Linked DNA regions of Homo sapiens: region 2 is linked to region 1. A link is a contact called in ENCODE Hi-C data. All regions are on one chromosome and are shown on one strand. Each heading gives the region's core, a stretch centred on a gene start or an enhancer-like site at or near the end of the contact. The rest is flanking DNA. Distances are from core to core; before and after follow the strand shown.

Region 1 (6,525 bases), core at 2,929-5,428:
GCAGGGTAACTTATCTTCCTAAAAGATTTAAAGTATTAATATATTGCAATGCTTAATATTTTTAAAAGGTTAGTAATTTAACATTATAACATTCATGTATTCATTACTCAATTGCTACTGTAATAGATGCAGTAGTAATAATAATAACAGTAAAGATGTTAACATTTTTTGAGGCATTACTATGCAAGTTGTGGCTTTGGGCTAAAGTCCTTTCTTTACATTAGGGATGGGCAAACTATGGCCCATAGGCCAGATGTGACAAGCCAGCTGGTTTTTGAAAATAAAGTTTTATTGGAACAGAGACACACTTTTTCATTTACATATTGTCTGTGGCTGCTTTCTCACTATAATGGCAGTTAAGCAGTTATGATAAAGACTGCATGGTCCACAAAATCTAAAATATTTGCTATCTTGCCCATTACAGAAACAATTTACAGACTTAACATGACTGTCTAATTGATCCTCACAAACCTCTCTGAAGTCAGTATTTTTATTATTCCTATTTTACAGATGGGGAAATTGAGCTAAAAGAGATTAAGTCACATACTCAACTCACATGATTAATAAAAGTGGCAGAGCAGAGATTCAAACCCACCCAATCCGCCTCCCAAGTCTGTGCTCTCTATTGGACTTGACAGTATTTCTGTAAAGTAATGAAAGGAAAAAGTTACCTTTGGAATTCCTATACATAGTTTGCTCACATCTGCCAAACTGGGAAGCATGAATGGTTTATTAATAGGTTCATGTACTGTGGTAGAGTCCCTGGGGTCAGGTCCGGCCAGTGCACCTGTAAGGAGCAATACTTATGAATGACAGATATATTGTTTTATAGAGAAGCTGTTGCAAATGATATAGAATTATATAAATACCCAACACAATTGCTGCATCATCCACACATCTGGTTAAGATTCCTGGCACATCCATCGAATTCACCAGGGGAATGAGACCATGACGGGAAACTAAGCCATAGCTTGGTTTGAAACCAACAAGCCCACAGTGGGCAGCAGGATTTCTGGTCGATCCTCCTGTATCTGATCCTAAAGCCCTGGAATTTAAATGGAATTATCTTTAGAAGAATGATATATCTCTAATTATATTTGGAATCTACCCTTTCAATTGTATATTTTTAAACTGTATTTTCCTCTGATTACACAAAAGTAACACATGTTCATCTCAGAGAATTCATAAAGTACAGAAAACTTTAGGTACTCAATATTCCAATACCCAGAGGAAAACACTGTTAACATTTTGGCATATTAAGTTCAAGTCTTTTTAAAAATGCATTTTTTTCACCGTTGAGATAATTCTGTAATCATGAGTTTCCATCCCTTTTTTAACATTAGCTTTTTACTATGTCATTAAAATTCCTGAAAATGTAAAGTATATGTAATATTCCATCATATAAATTCGTGATTCCTGGTATTTTAAAGTCCATTCTCCTTTCAATATACATATAAATCTTGCACTTTCTTCTGATGTTGATATTGAAAACAAATCAAATTAATGGCAATTTTGCAGTATGCTTTTACAGACTAAATACGCCCCTCCTAGAAATTCAGATACAGCCCTTTGCTACCCACCCCATTTAGAATCATGGATTGAGATGTTTAATAATTTAAACTCTTACGTTGTTTCTAACTAGAATAACTATTTAATAAATAACTTTGTTATGAAAATCTCTGAACATAAATTTTTGCTTATGTGTGAGTACTTTTTAGGCTAGCTTCCAAGAAGTAGACTTAGTGCACATAAGTTTCTGATATATGCTGTCAAATTACTTGTCAGAAAGATTATGCCAATTTATATCCCTAGTTGCAGTGAGTCAGATTGTGTTTTAAAGTTTCAGTACCGTCACTGAGTACTAGTAATTTTTAAAATTGTTAGTGTGATAACCAAAAAGTTTTTATTAATGTGCATTTTAAATAATTTTGCACACTTATTTATACATGCATTACTCAACTACAAAGTGACTGTTCATTTCTTTACCCAGTTACCTACAGAGTTTGTGTTGTTCTTATTTTAAAAAAACAAAAAACGGACCTGGAGGACATTATGCTAAATGAAATAAGCCAGTCACAGAAAGACAAATACTACATGACACCACGTACATGAGATAACTAGAGTAATCAAATTCATAAGACACAAAGTAGAAGGTGGTTACCAGGGCTGGGAGAGGGTTGAAGGGTACACAGTTTTAGCGTTGCAAGATGAAAAGTGTTCTGAAGACTGATTGCATGTTTTTAATACTTTTGAACTGTACTTTTAAAAATGGTTAGGCTGGTACATTTTATGTTATGTGCATTTTACCACAATTAAAAAACCATTTCAGGAAAACAGAAGTTGTGCTGTAGAACAGTACATATCTACTATAAAAATTAAAATATTATATAACTATATGATGTATAAAGTAAGATTACTCTTAGAATCACAGCCCCCACAATAACCGTTACCAGTTCTGACATGCATTCATCCAGACATGCAGTACTTCCATGCAATGACTGACATATATACCTATGCAATTGTTACTTTTAACAGAAATGGGTTCTGCAACTTATTTTTCACTTAACAATTTATCTTGGTTATTTTTCCATGTCATTGCATAGTGCTCTAACTTATTCTTTTTAGTGGCTGCACAGTACTCCAGGAATCTTCCTATTTTAAAAGCTATTGTAAAAGAAACAAATCAAAAAGGGGTAAACAAATCAAAAAGGGGTAAACAAATCAAAAATAAGGAAACAAAAGCAGAACACTTTACAGTTTGAGATACATTCAATCTGAAGTTATTTTTGGTCTGTACTTCTGTTGCTTATATTTAAAGTGAAGCTTTGGACTGAACAATGCTCCTAACAATAACATGGCACTTGTGCCCTACAGAAAATGCAAATTAGATTTCCTTTCTTACAGTGTCAAGTTAAGCTACAAAATCAGACTGTTGCTTTCACAATTTTAAAAGATACATTTTCTTATTAGCATTCACTGACGGCTATGTAAAAGTAAAACTTACATTTCCATAGGAATTATGTGTCAAAATGCCATCTACTAAAAAGCACATTCAGAAAGATGAACACTAAGTGGGATGATGAGGACAGAAAAAAAGCACCTAATCCTGCAGTCCTAACTTGTCAGAACTCACATTAATATTAATGCAATGCTATAAAATTTCACAGAGATAAAATGAAATGGTTTTACTTGTTAATAAGATTTTAGGAAAACTGAAAAAAAATCTGTAGAACTCACATCTCCATAGCTCTAAAAAAATATAAATGATTTATGGATTGCAATGTGTGTGAAAGAACTTAGTTTTAATGGATAATTAAGGGGAGATAAAATACAAAACTATTACTAAAGAAACACATTCATTTTGATTAAATTGAGACTGATAAACACAGCAACAGCCATATTTACTTTCTTTTCTTTGGGTAGTTAAGAAATGCTTTACAAATGGAACTGAAAATATGATCAATGGATTCTTACCAAATACAAAGTATGATAGATAAACAGAATCAGCACCTAACAAGCTTGAAAAAACTTTACTTACTGATGTACATTTTTAATTGCAGATTCCTGAAAACACTATTTAAAATATCTTATTAATACATATTAGCATTTTTTCTTTTTTTTCAAAAGATTGATCTTGCTGAAGGATAAACATTACCAACAGTTTAGTTCAGCAGCACTCAACTAAAGCCATTGTATGTTAGTCCCTAAATATTTGTATAATCAGTGAGCACACACTCAAATTATTTAAAAATGAAATGCAATGAAGTTCATTTATGTTCGATGCTTTATTCTGCAAGATCCACAAAATCATATTTTAAGAGAACCAGATACTATGGAGAAAAATTTGTTATTTTAAAGTTAAAAGTATTAAATATACATAGTGTACTGTACAGTTGAGTGCAACTCAAGATATAATTTTGATATACCTTTGAGCACATATAGCTCACTAGAAAGAAAAATACCAGGATATGAACTACTCTATTGCTGGATACAGTTTATGACTGTTTGTATTTGGGTGGGTTTTAAAATACAGATAGAGAAAAGCATCTTACGCGTAGCATGTGAACGCCGATACAGCAGCTGCACTCCCACCTGAGCTTCCTCCAGTTATCAGCCAGTCTGAATCTTCATTCTCGCTGTGGGGATTCTGCTTCCTCTTTTCTCTATATTGTTTTGAATAACTCCAGGGGTTTTTAACTGGTCCAAATACACCATCTGTGCTCCCAGATCTGATGACGAAGTGAAGCAAGATACCTTAGTAAAACTTTCATTTTATGTGAAAATTTCATCTTCTGAGTATATTATTTGCTTCTGACACTCATTGAGCATTTAAGAACCCACTGTAGCTTGAATTGAAAAAGGTGGGAAGCCTGTTCAGATGTAGCTTTCATTAATTGACAGTTGCGGAGGATGGGAAGGAAGAGCATTTGTGGTAGAAAATAGACAAAGCTAATCTGCTAAGAAAAGATTTTGCCTCTTTTGATCATCCAATTCAACTGAAGATGATTTCCCTTGTGAATCAAGGTCTTCCAGCTGAAAAGGGTTACATTCAAACAGTTAAGAACTTCTGAACCAGAAGTTCTATGAAAAACATTACAAGTGGAATGCTAATAACTTAAATTTTTGAAATGATTTTATTCTCAGATAAATTGCAAAAATAAAAATAACATATAAAGCACTTTATACCCTTTACCCAGACATACCTACGGTCAACATTTTATCCCTTTGCTTTACTACTTGTGTGCTCTGTGTACGTTTGTACATATGTACATATATACACAAAGTATGATAGAAACTTAAGGGTATCTTAAGGGTAACTTACATGTATATCATAGCCCTTTATCCCTAAATACTTTAGTGTGTATTTCCTAACAATAAGGATATCACATTATACAGTCACAGTATAGTTATCAATCTCAGTAACATTAATATCAATACAATAATTTTTTTTTTCTTTTTTGAGACGAGTCTCGCTCTACTGGCAGTCTGGAGTGCAGTGGCGCGATCTCGGCTCACTGCAACCTCCGCCTCCCAGATTCAAGCAATTCTCCTGCCTCAGCCTCCCGAGTAGCTGGGACTACAGGTGCGTGCCATCACGCCGGGCTAATTTTTGTATTTTCAGTAGAGACGGGGTTTCACCACGTTGGCCAGGATGGTCTCAATCTCTTGACCTCGTAATCCACCCGCCTTGGCCTCCCAAAGTGCTGGGATTACAGGGGTGAGCCACCACGCCCGGCCTACAATACTTTTATCGAATCTACTGTATGTAATTCAATTCTGTCAACTGATTCAATAATGTACTTTGGCTGGGTGCAGTGGCTCACGCCTGTAATCCCAGCACTTTGGGAGGCCGAGGAGGGCGGAACACGAGGTCAGGAGATCGAGACCATCCTGGATAACACGGTGAAACCCCATCTCTACTAAAAATACAAAAAATTAGCCGGGCGTGGTGGCGGGCGCCTGTAGTCCCAGCTACTCGGGAGGCTGAGGCAGAAGAATGGTGTGAACCCGGGAGGCGGAGCTTGCAGTGAGCCGAGATCGCGCCACTGCACTCTAGCCTGGGTGACAGAGCGAGACTCCATCTCAAAAAAAAAAAAAAAAAAAGTACTTTATGGCATTTTATCTCCTTCCTGGATCAAATCTAGAGTCAGGTCTTCCATTTAATTATCATTGTCTCTCTCTTTTTTTTTTTTTTTTGAGACAGTCTCGCTCTATTGCCCAGGCTGGAGTGCAGTGGCATGATCTTGGCTCACTGCAAGCTCCGCCTCCCGGTTTCAAGTGATCCAGGTTCAAGCGATTCTCATGCCTCTCGAGTAGCTGGGACTACAGGCATCCACTACCATGCCTTGGCCTCCCAAAGTGCTGAGATTACAGGTGTGGGCCACTGTGCCCAAGCTCACTGTGATTTTAATTTTGAATTCCACTAATGATCAACGATATTAAGCATTGTTTCATGTGTTTGTCAACTATGTTTTAATCTCTGATGAAACGTCTTCTTAAATCTTTTGTTCATTTTTTAAAAATAGGGTTGCTTGTTTTCTTATTGAGGTGTGAAATGTTCTATGTATTTTGGATATCGGTTCTTTCTGAGATACATGTTTTGCAAATATTTTTCTCTCAGTCTGTGGCTTGCGTTTTCACTTTTTTAGTAGCATATTTCAAAGTACAGAAGTTCTTAATTTTAATGAAGTCTATTAATTTTTTTTTTTTTTTTTTTTTTTTTTTTGAGAAGGAGTCTTGCTCTGTCACCCAGGCTGGAGTGCAGTGGCGTGATTTCGGCTCACTGCAACCTCTGCCTCCCGGGTTCATGCCATTCTCCTGCCTCAGCCTCCTGAGTAGCGGGGACTACAGGCGCTCGCCACCACGCCCGGCTAATTTTTTGTATTTTTAGTAGAGACAGGGTTTCACTGTGTTAGCCAGGATGGTCTCAATCTCCTGACCTTGTGATCCACCTGCCTCGGCCTCCCAAAGTGCTGGGATTACAGGTGTGAGCCACCGTGCCCGGCCAAGTCTATCAATTTTTTA
Region 2 (6,525 bases), core at 1,672-4,171, 200 kb before region 1:
CATGAGGTCCCTCCCACAACACGTGGGGATTACAATCTGGATTACAATTCAAGATGAGATTTGGGTAGGGAAACAGAGCCAGACCATATCACCTGTGTTAACACTTTAATGCGCTCCCTTTCCTCTTTGCTTTCTAATCAAGAAGTCAAGCTTAATGTAGGTATTTATGTAAAGTGTAACATACCAGAAATAACTTGAAGGGTAGTATAACAACATTCTGCATGATTTGTATAAAGTTTACATTTTAAAGCTACCAAGGAACCTTTCAACTTTCTATTTGATTATACTTTGCAAAACATTATACAGCTTAGAACAACTGAGCACCCAGTATTTTCTCTCACCTTAATCTACCATGGTCCTCCAACTCCCAACTAAAACTGTACTAATACATTAGGTCATTAAAATTTCTAAATCATCTTAACTCTTTTATTTGCCATTTTAAATATTTGTGTTTAGTAAGGTATACACATCTTCATTTGTAATTCAAAACGGCATTTTACAGAGTGCTTAAGCAAATCAGTGCTGAAAAAAATTTTCCTTATATCTATGGTAACCTGTGGAGAACTGTGTGAAAGGACTCTCTGGGGCCTCTAGGCTTTCCCAGAAACCCAGTTACTTTAGGTTGGCTGTCCTCGTCACCTCTGCCCAGGAAAGGCCCGAGGCCTGACTAGGCCCCCAAGGAGCCAGCCCCCTCCCGAGGCACCTCCCTCCCAAGGAGACACATCCACGTGGCATGGAAACTTTTCGGTAAACACTCAAAAGTGAGAGCTGGTTCCCTTACCTTGGAGGGGACATTCAGGGATGGTAAGAGATAAGACGTTTCTAGGAAGAAAAGAAAGGGGAAGTGAGAAGATAAAAGTCTTCACATAAGAGGCAAATGAGAAAAGCATTTTCTGCCAAATTGTGAAAAGTGAAAGAAATGAAAGCAAGCTTGCTTTGGAGACAGAAATAAACACTAGGCAAAAAGAAACAACTTTTCCATAAAGCGTTTTGTAACAGTTAGGAAAAACTCAAAGGTAATCCATGATATTGGTCCAGGGATGCCTAGAACAAGGTCTGCTTAGGTGACTGGAAAAGACACTTGCCCCTGTGAAGAAATTTCAGAGGTACCAGGAAAGTTCCCTGACCCCCAAATGCCTCAACTGTTTGGTTCATGACCCGCACAAAGGCCTGAGGCTGAGAGGCTTGTGGGATAGAGACCCAGCTTGCTCTCCACTAGTTAACCTGTGTCCTACGGCTGCTTTCAGCAGGAGGAGGGGGGACACCTGTGTCAAGTGCTGTGTGTGCCCAGATGAGGCCTCTTTCTAATCTCTGCAAAGCTCTCCAATTCCAGAAAGACAATTCATAAAGAATGGGTCATCCCACCCATTTATTCTGGGCAGAACCACGAGACCAGGTTGCTGAAGGGGATCTTGAATCTACTCTGCAATTTTGCCCAGGGTGGGCCTGGAGCAGAGAAATGAGGAGAGAAGTTAAGCAATGGAAGCAAGAGCAGCTGGGGCCTGCCAGGACTGAGCTGAGGATGTTCATGATTGGCTTCCATTTGGAACTCAGCAAATGACTGAGGCTGCCCATGGCTTACCATTGAGAGAAGGCCACACCAAGGCCTGGGAACAGCCAGCTATGGGCAGATCAGGCCAGCACCTCCTAAACCAGCCTGTACCTCCACTTCTCTGTGCTGATTTTCCTTCTACTCTCTCTAATGCTTATTAAAGTTTCCCCAAGACTCTACCAGTTCCACTTATCAGAGCAACAGTGGGTATTGGGTCATGGTGGAGGCAAGGGGACACAGGATGAATTGAGGCTTGTAGGTACTGCTGGCTTTCCCTACTTGCAGAAGTTCCTCTGGAAATCATCATTATCATTATTATTTTTGTTCTTTTTTTTTTTTTTTTTTTGGAGAAAGGGTTTTGCTCTGTAGCCCAGGCTGGAGTGCAGTGCTGCAAACATGGCTCACTGCAGGCTTGACCTTCTGGGCTCAAGGGATCCTCCTGCCTTAGCCTCCCAAGTAGCTGGGACCACAGTTGTCAGCCACTATACCTGGCTAATTTCTTTGATTTTTGTAGACGGGGTCTTGCCGTATTGCTCAGGCTGGCCTCCATCTCCTGGGCTCAGGCAATCCTCCTGAGGCCTTGTCCTCCCAAAGTGCTGGGATTACAGGCACTTTTTATTAAGGGAGAGGCTATTTCAGCTCTCTTTTCAGACTGGAGAATGCCTTTTTCAGGGCTTTTTGATGGTGCTGTGCCACTGAATACTTCCAACTTGGAATAATCGTTGAGTGATGACTTTCCTCAAAGGTTTAAGAAAAACTACATTAAAATAAATAAGCAGGCCATGTGCAGTGGCTCATGCCTATAAATCCCATCACTTTGGGAAGCCAAGGTGGGAGGATCGCTTGAGCCCAGGAGTTCAAGACCAGCCTGGGCAAAAAAGCAAGACTTTTTCTCCTCACAAAATTTAAAAATTAGCCAGATGTGGTGGCACTCACCTATAGTACTAGCTACCTGGGAGGCTGAGGCAGGAAGATGGCTTGAACCCAGGAGTTCAAGGCTGCAGTGAGCTGTGATCATGACACTGCACTGCAGCCTGGGCAACGGAGCAAGACCCCGCCTCAAACAAAACAAACAAAACAACAAAAAAAACAAAAACTGGTTGGGAATGCCTACAATATTAGAAATACAGGAGTTATTATTTCTAGGTTCCTGGGTTGTAAGGCTTTCAATTTTTTTTCTACATGCTTTTCTTCATTTTCTAAAATGTAAATTAAAGATGTTTCCAATTCACTTTTCTGTCAGATTAAAACCCCAAGTTTTGCCTTTAAGGTTTCATTTCTAGAAGTGGTTCAGAATATAATGCTGAAGTTAGCTCAGTTACAGTAACTGGGGATTTCCTCTAGTCTCTGGCTGTTCATGTGGAAGTTGTGTTGTCATTTCTTTCCTTTTCTTTTCTTTTCTTAAGCCATCACAGTGACACCTGGCTATCTTGGCAAAGAAGAATAACAGGACAACTATTGTCTATCAAGAATTTTAGCCAGGATTTCCCCAGTCTGCTCCTCATTTTTGTGATTTTGTTGGTTCCTTTGATGAGAACTTTTTCTTGAGGTTTTAGGCAGACTTAATTTAAAGCATTGATCTCATCACACTTTTTTAGCTTCTGGTTAAAAATAGAACATCTCACGTAATTTCCAAGGAAAATCAGTTCTGTCAAATCTCATTGCTAATTCATAAAGGGCATTTGACTGTTCAAATAGAAGAGTATGGGAATCCAATGGATATTTCCGAAGTTACCATTTTTTAAAGGAATTTAACACCCCATCTTGGTCAGCCATGTGGATCTGAATCAGTTAAATTTAATCCAATGGAGATAAATTTGATTTTGCATGAATTAGAGCAGCATTTGCAAAAAAGCTCTTGACAGAATGTTTTATTCATATTCAGTACCAGCATCTTTTGCTTTTCTTTTAAGGTTGGTAAGAAAAGGATTTCAATCACACATTGTAGGCAAATGTCTTATGTGCTTTAATGTGTAAGGAGCATAAGTTGTTATTATGATAATGTTAATAAGACTTTTCATGTAGTACATTTTGGTTGACATTTAATCCCAATTGAGAAAAACCTAAAATTAATTTTTGTAAGAAACAAGACCAGAGTGGCTCATCAGGCTTAGAAGTGGGACTAATGGTACTATAATCAGACTGATGAGCTGTTAAATATCTGATGTGAAAACCATATCATGAAATGATAGGAAAGAATCTGCACAAAAGTCCTTTTGAATTTGCTCCTTGTCCTTTATTTTGCAGTTTGTTCAAAAGGCTTATTACCTCGGCTTCAAAACACAGATCCAAGATACTTACCAGCTGGTAACTTTTATTTGTTAATCAACTCAGCTTTCCTCAGAAAGATCCAAAGGGAGGGGAAAAATCATTTTTTTTTTACCACCTATTCGTCCAGGGTAAGATATTGCTGGTTCTATTTGGGTAAATGGATGAGCCACAAGCCTGGTTGCCCAGGACAATGATGCTAAATTGGGGGGCTGAAGATCTCGCTGACTTGGATGATGTACAATTAATTTTCAAGTCTGTTTTTGGTTAAATTGTTGCTTATATGGGATGTGGCACAGAGACAGGGCAAAAATGGGATTGTGAATCTTGGCAGGGTAGGATAGGTTTGAGAATTAATTTTTCACTTAGGTTAAATTCCTCCCATCATCCCTGGGCCGGTAAAGCCTGTGCCTGTGTCCTTGTCAGCGCATTTAGTCCTCAGGATCTGTACGGGTTCCACGGAGATCATGCAGGACATAAAACGCTAATTCAATTTTTGCTTTTCTTGCTTAAGAGGCGGAAGTTAGAGCTAGGTATTTTATGGAAGGATTTCTTGAAATTCTATGAGAGACGATCTAAAAATCTCTAAGACTATCCAAACCCAGGAAAAGTTGGTCAATGTCATCAATTTGATGACACTGATGAGGTCCACAGCCATGTACTCACTGCTCCAGTCTTTGTTTAAGAACAAGGTATTGAAGTAAAGTGTTGTATCCTCAGATTTAAGTTGTAAAAGGATACTGAGGAAGAAAAAATCAAGAAACTCAACTTCATTAAAAAAAATTGTTTGCTCTGTGAAAGACACTGTCAAGAGAATAAAAAGATAAGCCATACACAGGGAGAAAATATTTGCAAAACACATATCTGTTAAAGGACTGTTATCCAAACTATACAAAGAACTCTTAAAACTCAACAAAAAGAAAACAAACAATTTGATTAAAAAATAGGTTCAGACCTAAACAGACACCTCATCAAAGAAGTATACAGATGACAAACATAGGAAAAGAAACTCCACATCATGTGTCATTAGGAAATTACAAACTAAAACGACTATGAGATATCAACACACACCTGTTAGAATGGCCAAAATCCAGAACACTGACAACACCAAACGATGGCAAGGATGTGGAGCAAAAGGAACTCTTGTACACTGCTGGTGGGAATGCAAAACGGTCTAGCCACTTTGTAAGACATTTTGGCAGCTTCTTACAAAAGTAAATCTTCTCTTACCGTACAACCCAGCAATCATGCTGTTTGGTATTTACCCAAAGAAATGAAAAACTTACGTCTCCATAAAAACTTGCAGATAAATATTTATAGCAATCTTATTCATAATTGCCAAAACTAGGAAACAACCAACATGTCCTTCAGCTGATAAATGAATAAATAAATTGTGGTACATGCAGACAATGACATGTTATTTAGTACCAAAAAGAACTGAGCTGTCAGGCCATAAAAAGACACGGAAGAAACTTAAATGCATATTACTAAGTAAAAGAAGCCAATATGAACAGACAACACACTGTACGATTAACTATATGACGTTCTGGAAAAGGCAAAACTATGTAGACAGTAAAAAGATCAGTGGTTGCCAGGGGTTAGGTAGGAAGAATGGAGGAATTAACTGGCAGAGAACAGAGCATTTTTAGGGCAGTGAAATGCCTCTGTATGATACTATGATGGTGAATACATGTCATTACGCATTTTCTCAAACCCGTAGAATGTACAACACCAGGAGTGAAACCTAATGTGAACTGTAGACTCTGGCCGGGCGCGGTGGCTCACGCCTGTAATCCCAGCACTTTGGGAGGCCGAGGCGGGTGGATCATGAGGTCAGGAGTTCGAGACCAGCCTGGCCAAGATGGTGAAACTCTGTCTCTACTAAAAATACAAAAATTAGCTGGGCGTGGGGGCACATGCCTGTAGTCCCAGCTACTTGGGAGGCTGAGGCAGAAGAATCGCTTGAACCCGGGAGGCAGAGGTTGCGGTGAGCCGAGATCATGACATTGCACTCCAGTCTGGGTGACAAGAGCAAAACTCCATCAAAAAACAAACAAAAACAAAAACAACAACAAAAAAAACCCTATAGACTTTGGTGATGATTTGATGATGATTTGTCAATGTAGATTCATCAGCTTTAATAAATGTACCATTCTGGTGGGGAAATGTTGATAAGGGGAGAGGCTCTGCAAGTGTGGGGAAGAGGGTATGTGGGAAATCTCTGTATGAAAAAAAAAAAAAGGATACTGAGGAGTAGGGTAACAAGGTACAAAGCTATCTAAACTATCCAGGCTCAATGTTTGGATGTGGAATTTGAGGCTGAAGATGGTGGAAGCAGTAGGTAGGGATCAGAGGTGGACTCAGACAAGAAGCAGGGTTGTCAAGGGAGTATAAACATAGGAAAGTCTAACTCAGAGGAGAATTTTTTGTATGTTTGTACATGCAAAATGTACATGCTGTAAACATCCAATGATGCTCGTGGCATGATAACTGATATTGCTCTTATTTGGGGAGTGGGAGAAAGGCATAGTTTAATTATATGTAATTAAACCAGGTAATTTCCATTCTCCTCTGCCCCCACCTTCCCAGCATAAAGGGCACAATTTAACCCAGAATTTTTATTTTATTTTATTCTATTCTATTAAATTAATTAATTAATTTTTTGAAACAGGGTCCTGCAGTGTTGCCAAGGCTGGAGTGCAGTG

What was found. A loop is a pair of places that touch in the nucleus more often than their neighbours do. Pooled maps may share reads with other maps.
Region 2: a pooled map shows a loop between it and region 1 (2.3-fold over the local background). The contact joins two enhancer-like sites. A Hi-C loop is called at or near these places in 1 of 168 maps with a recorded cell type or tissue (GM12878), 6 of 37 single-sample maps with no recorded cell type and 3 of 50 pooled maps.

The regions. Positions count from the first base shown.
Region 1 is chr6:106,646,729-106,653,253 of GRCh38, reverse strand. It overlaps QRSL1 (glutaminyl-tRNA amidotransferase subunit QRSL1), which reads right to left. Exons shown (of 11, transcript NM_018292.5): 5 at 4,053-4,229; 6 at 870-1,045; 7 at 672-787. Among named protein-coding and RNA genes, the nearest start is that of QRSL1, 20 kb to the right of the region's middle. Within about 2 kb of position 4,178, at least 2 of the 41 ENCODE cell types and tissues checked have a DNase peak (open chromatin) inside an H3K27ac peak, as active enhancers do.
Region 2 is chr6:106,841,552-106,848,076 of GRCh38, reverse strand. No RefSeq gene overlaps it. Among named protein-coding and RNA genes, the nearest start is that of LINC02532, 57 kb to the right of the region's middle. RefSeq lists enhancers at 1,125-1,174, 2,805-2,864. Within about 2 kb of position 2,921, at least 2 of the 41 ENCODE cell types and tissues checked have a DNase peak (open chromatin) inside an H3K27ac peak, as active enhancers do.